Regions from separate parts of the Homo sapiens genome. Here region 1 is linked to region 2. A link is an interaction called in ENCODE POLR2A ChIA-PET data of the cell type or tissue named here. Cell type or tissue: PC-3. All regions are shown on one strand. Each heading gives the region's core, and the rest is flanking DNA. Links, peaks and the distances in the headings are about the cores only.

Evidence for each region. Peaks named below come from ENCODE experiments on the same cell type or tissue, not always from the same donor. Only the 100,000 strongest peaks of a DNase experiment are listed, where the experiment ranks them.
Region 1: POLR2A ChIA-PET joins it to region 2 with 6 read pairs; 1 of 35 experiments calls an interaction of 5 or more read pairs at or near these places.

What each region holds. Positions count from the first base shown.
Region 1 is chr12:65,275,625-65,278,549 of GRCh38, forward strand. No RefSeq gene overlaps it. Among named protein-coding and RNA genes, the nearest start is that of MSRB3, 1.6 kb to the right of the region's middle. In PC-3, for the core only: no CTCF peak of the experiment used is centred there; no DNase peak of the experiment used is centred there; H3K4me3 peaks cover 56 bases.
Region 2 is chr12:66,091,351-66,094,275 of GRCh38, forward strand. No RefSeq gene overlaps it. Among named protein-coding and RNA genes, the nearest start is that of LLPH, 38 kb to the right of the region's middle. In PC-3, for the core only: no CTCF peak of the experiment used is centred there; a DNase peak (open chromatin) is centred at 1,361; H3K27ac peaks cover 727 bases.

The sequences.
Region 1 (2,925 bases), core at 124-2,623, 820 kb before region 2:
ATGTTCTGTTGGCATGTGACCTTCCCATCTTAGCCACAACTGAAGAACTAGCACCTGGATCGGGGGCGGCCAGTGGCTTGTGAGACAGACTCAATATAAGAATGGTGATAGAATCAGATTCTCCCCCCTGGGGCATTTGGTTATGAGATATATGGAGAGAGTTGGCACCTGGTTGTGGGAACAGAAGTGGAAATACAGGCAGAGAGACAAAGAGCTGTGGTTACACAACTTGAATTATTGTGTGTTCTGAAGACATTTCATGAGTTGCAGCTGTGGTATGCCAGAGCTGGCTCTACGGCCCCAAAAACTGGTTGTGTGGATCCCTTCCCAACCCTGCCTTCAGAGACATCTGGTTGGTGGGAGTATTTGTACCATGTGAATTGGTTAATACTGTAGATCAGGGCCCCTAGCCCTTTCATCCAGATCTGGTTGTTAAATGTTTACCAGCACACCACTGGGTTGGGGGAGGGATGGTGTAGGAAGCAGGCAGAAGCAGCTACCTCCTCTGGGTCTTTACCCTTAAAATCAATGTTGAATGGAATATGGTAACATGATTGTTATTAAGGCTATAATAAAGAAGACATTTAAAAAGCATTGTAAAATACATGATTAAAATATCAATGGTTAAACTACAAAACTTATAGGAATGTGGTCAAGGGGGTAGTACCTTTCCCATTCCCCTAGCTTTCAAAGGCACAGGCCCCGCCCACCATGCCTACAAAGGATGATCTGACAAGCCAGGTAAGCCTCTGGTCTTATTTCCACATGTATTCTTTACCTTGGTTACTTGAGGTAACCTGAGTGCATACCAGTTACTTAAAACCAAAAGCGCCCAATGAATACAGTTTTTGAATGCCACTTTTTTTTAATGTAGAGAAAATAAGACAGATTAGTATGGTAAAAGTATATATGCACTTTAGAATGAGGATTTAATTCTAATACTACTTCACTTCTTCCTGGTAGCATATTACTTACCTATGCCTCAGTCTCCTTAGCTGTAAAATAGGGATAAAAATAATCTCAGAGATATTTGTAAGAATTAAATGAGATATCAGTTATAAAAAACATCTAGCACAGTGTCTGGCACTTATCATGCACTTAGTAACTTTAGTTCTTTTCTGCCACTCTTAGCATATTTATTCAAGCCTTTAGAATAGTGGTTGGCATTGCTGACAGTGATGTCAGCTATGTTGATACAATGAACTCTCTATTTTTACTAACATGAATTGGGTTGTAATGATATTGCATTTTTTATAATTCTATATTTTTGTATGTAAGGTTCTTCACTAAAATATTTTAAATATAGGCATAATTATTGCAATCCTTTGAAACATGCTTTACACTTAGGGAGCTTCTAAATTCCTTTCTACAAATGGCTGTGCCCATTTTATTTTTGTTTTTAAACAAACATTTGGACTATGGGCAAAGAACTTTGCAAAGTGTTGTGGGGGAAGTAGAAAAACAGACACTTATGTAACACAAGGCTATAAAAAAAGAGGAAACGGAGGGAATACTGAAGAGCTTCTTCAGTATTTCCAACTACCTAGGTTCTAGGTACCTAATTAAATAGTCATGTTATGTGTCATTTAAATCCTTTATTCATTGCATTACAATTTATTCACCATTACTTTATCTGGGTCATCTACCCTTAGTCCCATTATAATTGCCAATGCATTAAGGGTGACATTTGCCCATTTGCTATATGTAATTCACAGGATGTGGTGTTTTTCAGTACCAGATGTTTTGAGGGGAGCCACTTGCAATGGACTGTTTTTTGGTGTATGTGTTTTAATAGTTTGCCAGAACTGAGTTTGATTTGAAACAACGTTCTTGATTTTCAAATACAGCATTTTCAAACAAATAGTGTGATGTACAAATTACCATCACTTTAGTTCACGTTGAAATAATCCACACTCTAAATCTGTTTGACATTTACCCCTTAAGTATTTTGGATCAATAAATCATTTCTGTATCATCTAGCATCTTAAAATGTTCGTAAGTAACTACTTAATACCCTACATATCCAGGTCCTGTCCCATTAGTTTGAGGGAAAAAATATATTATAGTAATTAAGACATAATTATGTTGTCTTGAAAAGCTAAGGGTCATTTGGACTTGATTACCCAAGGAGTTATCAGTGCCAAGGAAAATTAGGCAACTACAGGCTTGGGCCTGTAATTAAACATCTAGGACTGACATTTTGTTCATCAGAGGTGGCACCTTCTGAATGAATTACACCATTTCATTTTAGACAAGCTACGGTACATACAAAACAAGTGTGTGGAGGGGGTTGGGGGGTGGACATGAATAGAGATTGGAGGTGGAGAGAAAGACCGGTGTAAACTTAAGCATTTTGTTGTGAAAAACTACTGTTCAGCCAGCCTGCCTGGGCTCCATATATGGTGTTCAAATATAAGTTTGGGACGAGCACCTTTGCAATTTTGGCCAAGAACACACACACACTCACCCTCCTCTGCTAGAGAGGGCCCGCTCACCTGGAACGCAGGCGGCTGGTTCTCCGTATTACAGTGAGTGCTCGTTCTGTATGTATAGGATGGCCAAGTAACTAACTGGCAGCCCTGCTCCTGCCTCACTCTCCCACAACTTTTTATCCCCTCACCACCAACGCTCTCAACAACCCCTGACACGTCTTCCCACAGGTCCCTGGCTCGCTGTCCGGTCTCTTCGTGTTGGTTTGTCCGTTTCCCACTCCTTCAGCGGTCTCAGGTGGAACACGCCAGGTGGGCGCTTGGCTGTGTTCTGGGGTCCCGAGTTGGAAAGGGATGCCCCCAGGCAGAAGGCGGCCGGCAGCCCTGGGGCAGAGGAGGACGAGGGGGAGGAGAGGAGCAGGAGGGCAGGGCAGAGAAGGAGGAGGAGGAGGACGGTGCAGAGGAGGAGGAGGAGGAGGAAGAGGACAGGGCAGAG
Region 2 (2,925 bases), core at 218-2,717:
GTCTGTTACATAAATACGTGTCACAGGGGTTTGTCGTGCAGATTATTTCATCACCAAGGTATTAAGCCCAGGATCCAATAGCTATCTTTTCTGCTCCTCTCCCTCCTCCCACCCTCCCACCTCACCTCAAGTAGACTCTAGGTATGTTGTTGCCTTCTTTGTGTTCATAGATTCTTTTTTTCTTTTTCTTTTTCTTTTTTTTTTTTTTTGAGATGGAATCTTGCTCTGTCGCCCAGGCTGGAGTGCAGTGGTGTGATCTCAGCTCACTGTAACCTCTGCCTCCCAGGCTCAAGTGATTCTCCTGCCTCAGCCTCCCAAGTGGCTGGGATTACAGGCGTGTGCCACCACACCTGGCTAATTTTTGTATTTTTAGTACAGATGGGGTTTTGCCATGTTGGCCAGGCTGGTCTTGAGCTCCTGACCTCAGGTGATCCAACTGCCTTGGCCTCCCGAAGTGCTGGCATTACAGGCATGAGCTACTGCACCATGCCAAATTCTTATCATTTAGCTCCCATGTAGTATGTTAAGCACAGTGCCTGGCTCCCCCAAAAAAAATAGTTCCCGAATCTTGTGGCTGGGCATGGTGGCTTACTCCTGTAATCCCAGCACTTTGGGAGGCCAAGACAAGAGGACCAGTTGAGGCCAGGAGTTCGCGACCAGCCTGGGCAACATAGTGAGACCTCGTCTCTACCAAAAAAATAAAAATAAAAATAAGAAAATTAGGCAGAACGATTGCTTGAGCCCAGGAGGTAGAGTGCCACTGCACTCCAGCCTTGGTGACAGAGTGAGACCCTGCCAAAATAAATAAATAAATAAAGTTAAAAAAAAAAAAGGCTAGGGCGTTGGCTCATGCCTGTCATCCAGCACTTTGGGAGGCCAAGGCGGGCAGATCATTTGAGGTCAGGACTTCGAGACCAGCCTGGCCAACATGGTCTCTACTAAAAATATAAAAATTAGCCAGGCATGGTGGCACATGCCTGTAGTCCCAGCTACTCAGGAGGCTGAGGCATGAGAATCGCTTGAACCCGGGAGATGGAGGTTGCAGTGAGCCAAGATCATGCCAGTACAGTCCAGCCTGGATGACAGAGTGAGACTTTGTCTCAAAAATAAATAAATAAATCAATAAATAAAAATTTAGAAAGACGAGAAAAAATTTAAAAAAAAACACAGAAGGGGAAAAAATAGTCAACATATGCCATGTCATCAGGGAAAAAAAAAAAAAGTTTCTGATTCATTGTTATTTGAGCCTCAGCACCTCCCAGGCTGTGTTTAAAGCATTGAATTTACTATGCCATTTTTATAAAATGTTTGGTTATGAAATGTCTTTGACATTTGCTATGAATGAGTAAGATGGGGTAGTTACCAGGCTGGCATCAAGCCACTTGAACCTCTCTCTGAGACAACCTGTCAGTGGGGTTTTCCCAGCACTATTTCCCTATTTTTGAGACCAGTTACCAGCCCTAGTTATGAAGGAGAAAGTTATTTTGGTGTTGGACCTGCTTGGCTCCAGACCCACTGAATGCTATTTGCTTGAAATGAAAACAGAAAGTTTAAACAAATGCAGAACTTATTAACTTACAAACATTCATGTTGATCTGTTGCTTTTACTATTAAAATAGCCTTCTATCCATTTCAGCTGAGGTGCTGATCCCTTGGTGACTGCTTCCCTGGCTTTCATGTCAATTCTGAGTGCTCTTTTATTACAGGAAGTGAAGTAAATCAGTGGGGAGGCTGATTAGAATCCCCGTTAGAGGCAAGTGGATAAAAATGAGGTTAGGGAATGTGAGTGCATCTCTAAATCACTGCACTTGACCAAACAAATTACTTTTAAGTATGCCTTCTCTTCAACCCAGAGCAGCACATAGTGATCCAGGAAAAAAAGAGATTCAAACTCAGAGAGATAAGCAAGAGGCATTGGCTTTTCATATGGATGCTCGCATCCACACACACATGCACATAAGTACAAGAGTGATTTTCTTTAGTTGAAGCGCTATTTTGCCTCTGTAAAACTTCTCCAGATGTCTTAAGTCCGCTTTTCAATAACATTAATTCCTATTTATGGTGTACTTTCTAAAGGCCAGTCACTGGGCTGGGAGTGTTACACATGTAATTTCATTTAATCTTCACAACAAGTCAGTGACATGCAAATTGTTGCCCTTTTATAGATAATGAAACCGAAGCTCAGAGAATAATAATATTAATCATAATAGTTACATTTTTTGAGTACTTATATGTGCTAAGTGGTTTTACATATGCTGCTTCATTGAATCTTTTAAACAATTCTGGGAGATAGATTTGTGTCCCTATTTTAGAGGTGAGGAAAGTGTGGCTTATAATTATTAATAGTTTGCAATAGCTACCACTTACTGCATACTAATTGTGTGCCAGGCACTGTGTCATATCTTTTAAACACAGCACATAATCTTTTGTAATTCTTACAACCTACTAGGATAAATCTTATCCCCTTCACTTTAAAATAAGTAAATGAGGGCAGAGCAAGCCAGACAACTTGCCCAGTATCATTCAACTAAGACAAGAGAGAGCCAGGATTTGAATTAAGAACCGGTGATTTCAAAGCCTGAGGAATCTATGCCAGGCAGTACACCTACTTCATTGCTTTTCTAATTTTGCTTTACTTTTTCTTTATTTATAGGAATCTAAATGGTATAAGGAAAGAATATCCAGCTCTGAAAGACATGGATTCAAACTCTATTTAGAAGGGATCCTGCTGTCCAAATATTGGACAATTTGAACATCAAAATAAGTAATGATAGTAGTAGATTACAACTTATTTTGAATCCACACTGATATGAATGAATGGATGGATGAGCGAATGAGTGAATAAAGCAGAAGAGAAACCTCTTCCTTAAAGTAGAAACCATGCCAAAAAATACAGAAAGAATGATCAAATTAGAAAGCTACCAT